2 separate regions of the Homo sapiens genome follow, and region 1 is linked to region 2. A link is a contact called in ENCODE Hi-C or POLR2A ChIA-PET data. All regions are on one chromosome and are shown on one strand. Each heading gives the region's core, a stretch centred on a gene start or an enhancer-like site at or near the end of the contact. The rest is flanking DNA. Distances are from core to core; before and after follow the strand shown.

Evidence for each region. A loop is a pair of places that touch in the nucleus more often than their neighbours do. ChIA-PET counts read pairs that join two places held with the same protein, here RNA polymerase II (POLR2A). Pooled maps may share reads with other maps.
Region 1: a pooled map shows a loop between it and region 2 (6-fold over the local background). The contact joins the promoter of MAPKAP1 here to the promoter of SCAI in region 2. A Hi-C loop is called at or near these places in 6 of 50 pooled maps. POLR2A ChIA-PET finds 5 or more read pairs at or near these places in 2 of 52 experiments (GM12878 and WTC11).

What each region holds. Positions count from the first base shown.
Region 1 is chr9:125,702,866-125,708,797 of GRCh38, reverse strand. MAPKAP1 (MAPK associated protein 1) reads left to right here and starts at 1,590. Exons shown (of 12, transcript NM_001006617.3): 1 at 1,590-1,827. RefSeq lists enhancers at 1,217-1,376, 1,374-1,668 and silencers at 1,377-1,546, 1,657-1,886.
Region 2 is chr9:125,140,409-125,146,909 of GRCh38, reverse strand. SCAI (suppressor of cancer cell invasion) reads left to right here and starts at 3,382. Exons shown (of 18, transcript NM_001144877.3): 1 at 3,382-3,525; 2 at 4,233-4,277. The coding sequence starts at 3,473. PPP6C (protein phosphatase 6 catalytic subunit) reads left to right here. Exons shown (of 7, transcript NM_002721.5): 7 at 1-337. RefSeq lists a silencer at 3,264-3,763.

The sequences.
Region 1 (5,932 bases), core at 341-2,840, 560 kb before region 2:
ATGTGGTAAGATACCAATTACATAAAGTAATGGGATGTAGTAAGAGATCAATCACATATGGTCATGCGTGGAATGAGGATGTTTTGGTCAATGACAGAGTGCATATGATGGTGGTCCCCTAAGATTATAACATGGTCTTTTAATTGTACCTTTTCTGCATTTAGAGATGTTTAGATACACAAATACCATTGTGTTAGAATTGCCTACAGTATATGGTACAGTAACATGCTGTACAGGTGTGCAGCCTAGAAGCAATAGGCTAATACCAAACAGCCTAGGTGTGTAGTAGGCTCTGACATTGTGTAAGTACAGTCTATGATGTTTACACAACCACAAAATCAGCTAACGATGCATTTCTTGTGTCCTCATCATTAAGTGATGGATGACCATATTTGAAATACATGGGTAGACCCACCGTGTTTTTTGTTTTTTTGTTTTGAGACAGAGTCTCTGTCACCCAGGCTGGAGTGCAGTGGCCTGATCTTGGGTCACTGCAACCTCTGCCTCCCGGGTTCAAGCCATTCTCCTGCCTCAGTCTCCTGAGTAGCTGGGACTACAGGTGCACACCACCACGCCAGACTAATTTTTGTATTTTTAGTAGAGACAGGGTTTCACCATGTTGGCCAGGCTGGTCTCGAACTCCTGATCTCAAGTGATCTGCCCTCCTCGGCCTCCCAAAGTGCTGGGATTACAGGTGTGAGCCACCGTGCCTGGCCCCATGGCATATTTATTAATAAGTTTAAAATTGGGCAGGGGTCCCTCAGGGCTGAAATTCAACCTTGAGTTTTTTCTTTTGCTAAGGTGCGTTTTTGAGAGACTTCCCCAAGCATCTTTCAGGTGGGAGAACCACTCTCACTGCACTCCCTGAATCCTTTTTCCCCCTTCATCGTGGCTTTCTCTACTGATTTCCTCCGTGAGAGAGGAAGGGAGCAGCATGAGACACACTGAACTTCTGCCCTGTGCCAGTCCTCCTACATCTCCTGGAAACCTCCCAGCAGGGCTTGAGGAAGATTATTGTCACCTCCATATTACAGATATTATAATAAGAGAAATAACTAACATTGACTGCATGTTTACTATGTGTCAGGCACTATGCTGGGTGTTTTTCAAGCATCATCCCATTCGATTCCCACAGCAATATACTCTAAAGTTGAAACTATTGCCCTGGATGGGAAAACCCGAGGCTCAGAGAGAAGTGTCACATCCTAGGACACACAGCAAGTTATAAGAGCTGGCATTTGAACCCAGGTCTTTCTCAGAGAGGCTGAGCTGCCTCATCACTCATTTCTGGACGAACTAAGGGCTTTTCTCCGTGGAAATGGGGAGAAAGAAGATTCGATGGAGAAGCCTAACACTGATTCCTGCTCAAGGCAAGTCCAGGCACTGGCGCATCTTGCCAGAACTCAGTCTCCGACCCAGGCCTTTCCCTGCACTGGAGAAGCGGCGCGCATGCGCCCGGCCTCCCTCCCGGCCCCGCCCCGCGGGAAGCTACCGCTCCTTGCTTTCAGCTCTGGGGCTTGCGCACTACGTCCCCAGCCAGAGGCTCCTTCCCGGTCGGGGACTTCCGGAACGCCGGGGTGTGGTTCCGGGTCGTGTGCGGCTCGGGGTAATAGGGCTGCTGCTCGGCCGGCCGGCGGCGGCGAGCAGCAGGGGCATGAGGGCTAACCCGGGAAGCGGCAGCTGAGCGGGCCGGGAGGAGCGCCGGTCCCCGTGGATCCCGAGAGTGCAGAGCTCGGGGCAGGGGCCGGGAGGCGTGGGGGAGCCGGGCCCTCCCCTCAGGAACGTGTCCCGGGGCCGACCCGGCCCGTAGTGTGGAAGCAGCTTCAGGTAAAGGTTGCCCCAGCCGCCAGCTCCCCGCCCGTCCGTCAGCCCACCAGCTTGCCCACCTGGCGGCCCTCTCACCCCTCCAGTTTCAGCGCTGCCCGGCGGGCCGCCTGCCGGGCCCTTGTTCAGGTGGCCCGGGCGCGTTCGTTTCCTGGCCATTTCCAGAACTGGAGGCTGTCAGGAGTCTGAGGCGGGTGTGTGGTTTAGGGGAAAAGAAGCCAGCTGACCTGGTAGTGTGGGGGTGGGGGGTGTAGTTGACTCCGGCAGTTTCTGGGCCTGCACTTGGCAATATCTAGGTGCCCTGGTCTTCATAATGTGAAAATCAAGGTTTTCAAGCATTGACTGTGTGGTCCTTGTTTCCTTGCGTCCCTTCTCCCCCTCCCCCTTAAAGAGGTTAACAGCCTTACAGACTTTTTTCTAGCTACAGTGCTGCTGGAACTTTGATTCATTCTTTGTTTATGGGAGTGGCAAGGAGTCATTTAGATTTGTTTAAGGCTGGGAAAAAGAGATTGTAGCGTAAACAAGATTATGACTTTAACCAGAGACCCCCAAATTGACTCAGAAATTGGTTAAAACTTCCTTTTGAATGAATGAAAGTCACTTTGGAAGCCCACCACAGTACCTGGCACTGTACAAAGCACCATGTTGTTATAAACCCAAATCGGCAAAGTTCAAAACTTTCCCAGGTGTGAAGAGTCAAATGGAGACCCATTGGTTTAAAAAAAGCAGCGTTCTCATTCTCTGACAAGCAGGAGAGGTGGATCCGTAATGTTAAAACCCACTTGAGCAGAAGCCTAGATATGGGTTTTATTCCTTATATTTTATGAGCCCACACAAGGTACCTAGTAAACACGGAAAGAGTTCTTGATGAAGCAATAATTGTTTTCATGTTTTTCAGTTTACACACCTGCGGGATTTGGGGCATGCTGGTAGCCCTTTCCCATTCATCTGTGTGCTCATGCCTACCTTCAACTACTGTGTGTCCCAGACTGCACTTACACCCCCTTACATCTCCTAATCTGGCTCCTGGTTACCTTTCCAGTTATGCTTGAAAAGGTCTCCTTCTTTAATTACCCCATCCTGATCCATTACTCTGAATAAGTAGGATCTCTAATCATTTTTGTTCTTTCCTATTCCATTGATTTTTGTAGAACATTCTCCCTACCTTGCCTAGGTTTCCCCTTTTCTCTTTCAGTCTATTGAGACGCTTCCCACGGCTCAGCTGAGTTGGCCTCACCCAACCAATTCAGGACAACCCCACCTGGAAATGATTTTTCCTCTAGAATTCTATAAGCGCTCATTTTTATCTACAATTATTTAACTTAGCAAATGTTTACTGAATATGGATATGTATATATATGCCAGGTACCATGCTAGGCAATTAGAGATAAATATAAGATTCAGTCTTTGCTGCCAGGGAGCTCAATTTAGTGAAAGAGAGATAAGGGAAATGAATAATTCTAACACCGTGATAAGTACATTGTGTGAGAGTTCTTGTGACAGTGGTAGGTGCGGGAGGGGAATGGGTTATTCACCTTTGAGGGATGGGATGTGGCCAGGTAATGCTTCATAATTTGAGGTAAACTAAACTTTGAGTATTTGGGTATTATATAGGGGTTTCTATTGTTTAATCATTTTAACCTCAATTTACAGATTAGGAAGACCCATAATAAATTACACAGCTGGTAGGAGACAGAGCCAGGATTCAAACCCAGGTCTGTCTGATGCCTAAATCTGTGCTTTTTCCATTACATGTCTTGCCTTTTTCTCACATCATCTCCCTCTTTTTATGCAAGTACATATTGAAACCAAAAGTTATATAGGACAAAACATATGAATGTTAAAATGAATGGTACAGAAATCTTTTAAATGTAAAGACTGTGCTCTTCCAAGGCAAGGAGATGGCAGGTAGGTTAGTTAGCTCAGCTTTGAATATGAGCAGAGAAGACAGTCTATAGAAAATAGGCATGGACTCTGGATTCAATTCCTGGTCCCTGTTCTTACAGGATATGTGACCTTCGACACATAACTCCAAGCATCACTTTCTTCAACTAGGGGTTGGGTTAGGGAATAATATTGACCACATGGAGTGTTGTGAATATTTATTGAACTAATGGGGATAAAGGGCCTGGTACGTGGTAAAGTCCCCCGAAATAAATAGCTATAAGATACAAAGGTATAATGCTTGAGGCATGGTTTTAGACTGGTGAGTGAGTTTACAGCCTGAGTCATGCAAGTCATTGCTTCTTTTAGCAGGGTACAAGGACGTAAAGTTGGAGGGGCGGTAGGGGTCAGAGTCAGTGAGGGCTTGAGTACCAGGCAAGGGAGGTAAATTCCAGTTTCTGCTAATAACTTTTCCAGTTAATAAATACTTCGAGGATCTACGATTCATTTCAGCAGTGCCAAGCAAAATGTTAGACCTTGGGGATACAAAAAGAAGTAAAATTGGGTCCCTATCCTGAGGTTATTGACATTCTAGTAGAGGAGATGTCTGTGTGTGTGCAGGTGAACCATAATAAAGTACTGTGGGTTCTAAGGTAGAAGTCCCCAGGAGGTACCATAGAACACTGAGAAGGAAACACTGATGATGGTAGGTAATGAGTACTTACTCTGCTGGTGTGATGTTAAATGCTTTATCTCATTTTTTTCTCGTGTGAGAAGGTGTTATTAGCATCCTGATTTTACAGATGAGGAAACTGGGGCACAGAGACCTTGAATAACTTCCTTGAGTTTATGCTGCTGGTAGAGCTGTAAGATAGAGGGGATTATCTGCTGAACACTGAGATCGGCACTCTTCATTACTACACCATGTTGCTTGTTCTTTGTGATGTGGATGCGGACCCTCTGGAAAGGCTTCAGAGAGAAACTTGCCCTTGAGCTGTAGCTTCAGTGTGCCAGTCATTGTGAGACAGGAGGGATCACGAGGAATGGAAGTGGCCTTTGCACTAAAGGAGCTCATAGCCTTATCTGTTACTTTAAATGTTTTTCTTTTTTGGTGGGGGAGCTTGTTTTGCTTATTGACTTATACCTGAAGACTTCAGAAACTTTTGCAGTTGAGTGGATTTATATGATTCAGCCTAAGATAATTTGCTGGCAATCTGTTATTCTGATGTATAGGCCTTACTGTTACGGACGCAGTTGTAGATGTCAAATTATTATATGACAAGGACTTCTGTCACGTTACTTGTTTTTTTTTTTTTTTTTGAGACAGTCTTGCTCTATCACCCAGGGTGGAGTGCAGTGGCATGATCTTGGCTGACTGCAACCTCTGCCTCCTGGGTTCAAGAGATTCTCTTGCCTCAGCCTCCCAAGTAGCTGGGACTATAGGCAGGTGCCACCACGCCTGGCCAATTTTTGTGTTTTTAGTAGAAACGGGGTTTTGCTGTGTTGGCCAGGCTGGTCTCAAACTCCTGACCTCAAGTGATCTGCCTGCCTCGGGCTCTCAAAGTGCTGGGATTACAGGCGTGAGCCACCATTCGTGGCCACATTACGTTTTTTCCCTATGGGAGGTGCCCTGACTTGTTTCTGTGAGTTCGAAGTTTTTGTGAAGTTTTTTGACTCAGAAGTCAGCATATTTCAGCTTGTGTTAAATTTAAGAGGCTTAGTGGTTAAATATGTTACTTAAGAGTCACAGAGCTAATGTGTGATAGAGCCACAAAAAACTGGCCAAAAAAGAGTAAACAAATCTTCATTAAATTATTATTATTGTTCTGTTTGAGCATCTTCCTCAGTGGTCTCCAAGTCCGATGCCTGTTATGTACTAGGATGAGTAGGCTGGGCCTTGATGAACTGGAGAGCACGGGCCCAAACTAAAGGGAGCAGTTGCTGCTCAGCTCCACTTGCTTGTTGCCATGTGAGGAAGTGGGCCCAGTGTCCTTGGATCTTTTGACACTTTTTGGAAAAGATGCTGGAAATCTGGATTTTAATTTATTCTTATTTATTTATTTAACTTTTAGAGACAGGGTATCGTCCTATCAGGCTAGAGTGCAGTTTCGTGGTAATAGCTCACTACAGCCTTGAATTCTGGGCTCAAGTGATCCTCCCACCTCTGCCTCCCCAATAGCTAGGACTACAGGCGCATGCCACTATGTGTAGCTAGTTTTTTTTT
Region 2 (6,501 bases), core at 2,133-4,632:
GGAAAATGCCTGTACTGTGAAAGCAAATTAGGACTCTTTCTGAGCCTCTTTCATTGTCAGAAATAGAATCACTTTCCATCAGCTTCCAGGAAATTGTGTATCTGGAGTCGAAGAGATTTGACATCAAGAATCCAGATTTTTAAATGTAATTGTTTTTTAAATGCTAATGTTTGTAAAGCACCTTCAGTTCTTCGGATGAAAGGTGCTATATTCCCTCAGTGTAAATTAATAAAAAGATTACAGGAAGTTTGTCAAAAAATTCAATGCATAGTCTGTAGTATGTCCTGACAAGAAGTTAGCATTTTATATAAGAAATTAAAAAATGCTTATTCCTCCACTTGGTTGCTTGACTGGTGAACAAAAGTGAAACCTTTTTTTTTTTGTTTTGCATTTGACTCTGAGCTAAGTGTTCCAACTCTTTAAAGGCAATGTTTATTGTTACAACCTCGATCCAGTGCCCAGAACTATGCTTCATGAGATCATCACAACTCTTTAAATTGTATATTTACAGTGTGTAGTGATGCTGACGAAATACACGGTAGTAAACCAAAAAGAAACATTTGGAAAGTCCCCTAGCATGATGCCAGACACACTAGATGCTTGGGGAAGGTTGGTTCTGCATTCCCCTCCTGTTTTCTATTTCCGTATCAATTTATTGGTGAATTTGTGCCCTCATGAGAGTAGGCTTATGCTGGCTTAGATCATTCAAATGTTTTCTTAATTCAAAAATGCATGACATTTATAGATTTGTGTTGTCAACAAAAATACTACATAAGTATATTCCACTCAATCCCTAGGCACCCACTATGCTCAGCAGCACTGTGCTTTTGTATATAAATGGTGGGTTATAAAAGACTGCATGGAGGCATTATGGAATAGCACAGGCTTTGGGATCAGATCTGGGTGAAAACCCCAGCTCTGTCATGCAGTAATAGCAACTAACCTGTATACAGCATATGTGCTAAATTGTTATGTTCTCTATTTTGTGATGCCCTTGCTGTATGGGTCTATGACTATATTACCTTTTATTTTTTTTTTTTCTTGGTAGAGATGGGGTCTCCCTATGTTGCCCGGGCTAGTCTTGAACTCCCGGCTGAAGAGATCCTCCTATCTCGGCCTTCCAAAGCACTGGGATTACAAGCATAAGCTACTGTGCCCAGCCCAAACTTCAAAAAAATTAATAAATCTTGTTCATCCTTCTCTAGAACTTTTCTCCCCCTAGATGAGGAAATAGGCTTAGAGAGGATAGGTGACTTGTCTAACGTTGCACAAGAGAGCTGGAACTTGAATCCCTAGAGGGCACACCAGAGTATTTCTTTAGCGCTCTATTTTAAGCAATATTGGTTATTGTAGTTGTGTGACCCTGAACAGATTGAATTTTCTGAATCTTAAGTTTCTGTGTCTAAAATAAGAGAATATCAGGCAGGGTTAATCTCACTATTAAAAATAGCACACACAAAGCACCCAGTATCTGGTCCAAAGCTGCCTTTTATTAAGGGCTCATACTCATAGGCCATTTGTTCAAATTCATTGTAGTTGGGAAGAATAATCCAAGGCAATGTATAATTGCTAACATAGTGTAGATTTTGTAAGTACAACACATCTGGACAAGGAAATGTTTGATGTAGGATGGAGTAATTGGGGAAGATAAAGAGGAAGTGTGAATTAAGTGTGGACTGGAATGATGGGATTTGTATGTCTTACAGAGTTAAAATAAGCAGAGATCACTTGGACACAATGTGAAGACTCGAGGATCCTTTTTGGGAAGGCGTAAGAAATGAATAGGTCCTGTTTTATTGACAATATCTGCCATATATCAGTGAGGATTGGTCAATTATGGAAGATGCTAAAAAGCAGGCAATGGATTTTTAATAAGGAATATAATAAATGTATTTCAAGATTACTTCCCTAGTGAGTTGATGATCCCCCTTCGTCTGACACAAATTATTCTCGAGTTCTTTCCTCTCTCTGGCTTGATAATATGGGTGGAAACTGTTAGTTGAGATTGAGGTGATTTGTGGTTCTGTGACTTTAGGATTACGTGAAATACTAATTTGGGGGACCAACAGAGATTTGACATTTTTTCAAAGCAATTTTTCAATTCCTACTACAATTTACCGTCAGTATTACTTCATAAATGGAAAGTCATTTTACCATTAAAGATGTAGGTAGGACCATCTCAGAAGAAAAGACAACTCTTTACACCAAATACATTTGGTTTTGTGAAAAACTAGTATCCTAATTTTTGCCGCTTATGGAGATCAATGAGAGATTTTCCCCACCCCAATGTTGACATGTACTACTCGACGCTGTCATATTATTGAGGCATAAAAGATGTTCTAATAAAATGGAAGTGACTTAAGAGAAAGTTTTATGCCTCCTCCCAACTCTGAACAGATGCTGAGAATATACCAAACAAGTTCACACAGGAGTAGAGATTTAGAGAGGCCTTCCCACCTTCAAGAATTTTATAATACGTTAATGAGCTGAGTCTTATTTTCAAGGATGGCTTTGTTAAAGCAGAAGAAGGGTAACTATGCTTATGAAAGGCAGTTTTGCATGCCTGTTTGTCAAAAAATACAGTACAATTTATTTTAAAATTGATTAATTGGTGTAGAACTTGCAATGGTCACACAATCAGGATGGTCAGCTTCCATTCAGGGATCAAATTTGTCCAGGCCTTTCAAAATGGAACACGTTGCTTTTAGTATGGCATTGGTTCTGTTTGTAGTGCTGATTTTTCTTTCATGGTAATTAAAAAAAAATCTTACTTTCTTAAAAGCCTGCACCCAAGCTAGTGAGCTTTTCTGCAGAGGATTGAGCATCCAAACCATGCTTTATTTTGGTGGATTCTTAGAGTTTTCTGGCTGGGTCCTTTTTGAGGGGTAGCTGTGAGCTGTGAGACAATTTCAGCAAGATGTAGGGACAAGGATCGCATTCGAGGTGGCTTAAAAGGAAACACGTTTGTGAGAGTTGCCTCACTGTCTCACCTGCTAGAAGAAATTGGGAGATTTCAGGGCTTGTTTTCGGTCCTGGCGTGGTGCAGAGGTGGAGGGGCGCCAGCAGGTGTGTGGTATGCAGGACGCAGAGCCAGGAGAACCTGGGGCAGGTGTCTGGAGCCGGGGGTGCAGTTCCTACTTTTAGACGCATGGTGGCGCTAGGGTCTCCTCCGGCCCTGCTAGCAATCTCTAAGGCACCTCCGCCGCCACCTGCAGTCTCAACCAAACCTCTGGGTGGGCAGCGCGGGATGTGACGGGCCGAGCGTCCAATCGACTGACAGATTTCCGTCCACACTACTGCTCTAGCCAATGGGAGCCGAGGAGAGGCGCGGAGGAGGCGGGCCCCGCGGCAAGCCTGGCAGAGGCGCGAGGCCCTCCTCCCGCCTCTCCGCCTACTCCAGCCTCCGCCGCCTCAGCTTCCCGAGCGAGCCCTGCGGCCGCCGGAGCAGCTCCCGCGGCGGAGCAGGAGCCGGATGGTCAGAGGAGCCCGGCAGCCCCAGCAGCCGCGGAGTCGCCTGGCCCCCAGGTGCGGGGGCTGGGTGGAGGCCGGGGTTGGGGATGGGGTGGGGGCCAGGGAGCGGGCCCAGGGGCAGCGGCTCGGGGCGGTGGAGCATTCGGGGCGCAGAGACCGGAGGGGCGGGGGGTGCAGGCTGGGGGGACCTTGGGGGCGCCTGCAGGCGGCGGCGCGGGCTGGGCGCGATCGCCTCCTCGAGGCCAGGTGAGAGGGGCGTGTGAGGGAAGGGGCGCCGAGGGGTGAGGCTGGCGGCGCGGGGCCGGGAGGGGCAAGGCGGGCGCGCCCCCGGAGGGGCCGTGGAATGCGGGGGTCGCCGGGCCCGGAGAGGCGGGGCGTGGAGGGGGCAGTGCACGGTCGGGAACGGGTGGGCACAGGAAAGGGGAGGCTAGGGGGGCTTGCGGGGGTGACGAGGCAGACAATGAGTAGGTGGAGGTGGGTGATTTTGGGGAGCTGGGCTGTGACGAGCAGGGGTCGAGGATGGGGTGAGGGACCAGGAAGGTTTGAGCTCAGGGGGAATTGGGGGAACGGTGAGTCCCAGGAATGCTAGGTCTTGGTAAATAGGGGAAACAGGGCATGAGGCGTTTGTAAGGTCAGATCTGGGCTTGGCGAGCCTGTGGTCCCAGAGGGTGGTCTATTTAGTTCTTGACTGGCACGGTAGCGCCGGGAGATGTTTTCTTGTATGTTACTTTTAGTTACCGTCTTATTTGTTTGGTCTGCAGACTGACTGGCACAGTGGAGAAACCGCCTCGAAAACGGAGAAGCAGGTAAGGCAGTGCCTTCCTATTTTGCTTCATGTTTTTCTTTTTGCTTGGCTGCACCTGTGCCGTACTGCATAATTGTATACTGTCAGTAGATGAAGTTTCTTATTTATCCCCCTTTTAAAAGAATATAACCACATGCATGATTTTTCTTTTGAGGACTTCAAATTACTACCTCTACAGTCGATTTTTTTTTTCTTGGTATCTAAGATAATGTGGGAAATCTTGAGAAATCCTACTTTTTTACTTTTTGATGTTGTGTAAGGATCTCAGCTATTTTTTTTTTTAACCTTAGCCATAATTTCATTTTCTCCAGCATCTCTGTTTAAAAAGCTCATCTTGGCTGGGGTGGCTCATGCCTTCAATCCCAGCTCTTTGGGAGGCTGAGGCAGGAGGATCATTTGAGCCTGGGAGTTCAAGACCAGTCTGGGCAACAGAGCAAGACTCCGTCTCTACAAAAAATTGAAAAACTAGCCGGTCCCATAAATATATACACCTACTATGTACCCACAAAAACAAAAAATTAAAAAAACAAAAACCAACTAGCTGAGCGGGTGTTGTGGACCTGTAGTCCCAGCTTCTCAAGAGGCTGAGGTGGGAGGATTGCTTGAGCCCAGGAAGTCAAGGCTGCAGTGATGCAGTGAGCCGTGATCATGCCACTGCACTCCAGTGTGGGGAACACAGCAAGACCCTGCCTCAAAAAATAAACTAATTTTATTGAGCATCTACTATGTGCCAAGTACTGTGTACGAATGCTCTATGTGTATCTTCTCCTGTAATCCTCAAAGAACCCTAAGAGAATATGTAGTGTCACTATTTTACAGAAGAGGGAACTGCGACACAGAGAGGCCAAATATTTACCCAAAATCATGCATCTAGTAAAAGATAAAACCAGGATTTGAATCCAGACAGTCTGACTCCAGAGCTTAAGCTCTTAACTGTTATACCATAATGCTGCTAATAAATATGCAATTGAAAGTAGGTTTTCTTATTGCTTTATCTTTTGTCGTTGGACACTGTGTAGTTAACTCGAATGGTTGAACCTTAGGAAAATAGAAGCAAAGAGTTTAAGTAGTCCACAAACAAAGTGAATTAGTCCTTGAGTAATGGAGATGAAGATATATTTATCACATAAACATTTTTGACTGCATTCCATGTGAGAGGTACTACATAGCAATTCTGTGTAGTCATTAGATGATTCCTTTTTCACAGATGTTGGCATTGACCTAGAGAAAGTAAGCTACTGTAGTTATGTGACCAGTAGGACTACTTTCATAGTTAATATCTGGCAAGTTAATGATGTTAATACACAGAAAACCTCAATAGTAAATAGACACGAAATGCTGATGGTGGAAGTGCCAACAGAGTTTCCTTGTCACACTTTAGGCCTGTACTGTCCAATCCAGTAACCATATGCAGGGTGAGCACTCAAAATGCATCTAGCATGACTGAGGAACTAAATTTTTAATTTTATTTAATTGTAATTAAATTAACTTGAGAAACTGCTACTTGATCAGCTATTGGAAAACGTTCAAGTATGTTTTGAACAACTTGGGTATGTGAGTCTGTATTTTTCATCCGTCATTTTATGAAATCTAAGTATATATCAAATATTTCCAATGAGAATTTAGGGTCTGAAATGAGATAAGTATAAAATACATGCTAGATTTCAAGTTAGTACAAAAATTGAATAAATAAAATTTCTCAGTAACTTTTTATATTGATGACATAGTGAGACAATATTTTAGGTATATTGGAGTAAATACTTTTTTTTTTTTTTGAGACAGGGTCTGGCTCTGTCATCCAGGCTGTAGTGCAGTGGTGCAATCTCAGCATACTGCAACCTCCACCTCCTGGGCTCAAGCCACCCAGCCAATTCAGCCTCTGGAGTAGCTGGGACTACAAGCGCCTGACACCTCACCCAGCTCTTTTTTTTTTTTTTTTTTTTGTAGAGACAAGGTTTGGCCATGTTGCCCAGGCTGGTCTCAAACTCCTGGGCTCAAATGATCCAACCACCTTGGCCTACTAAAGTGCTGTGATTACAAGTGTGAGCTGCCATGCCTGGCTGTAAATAAAATTGTTACTAAAATTATTTTCACTTACTTTTTCCTGAGACAAAGTCTTACTTTGTTGCCCGTACTGGAGTGCAGTGATGTGATCTTGACTCACTGCAATCTCCGCCTCCTGGGTTCAAGCAATTCTCTTTCCTCAGCCTCCCGATTAGCTGGGA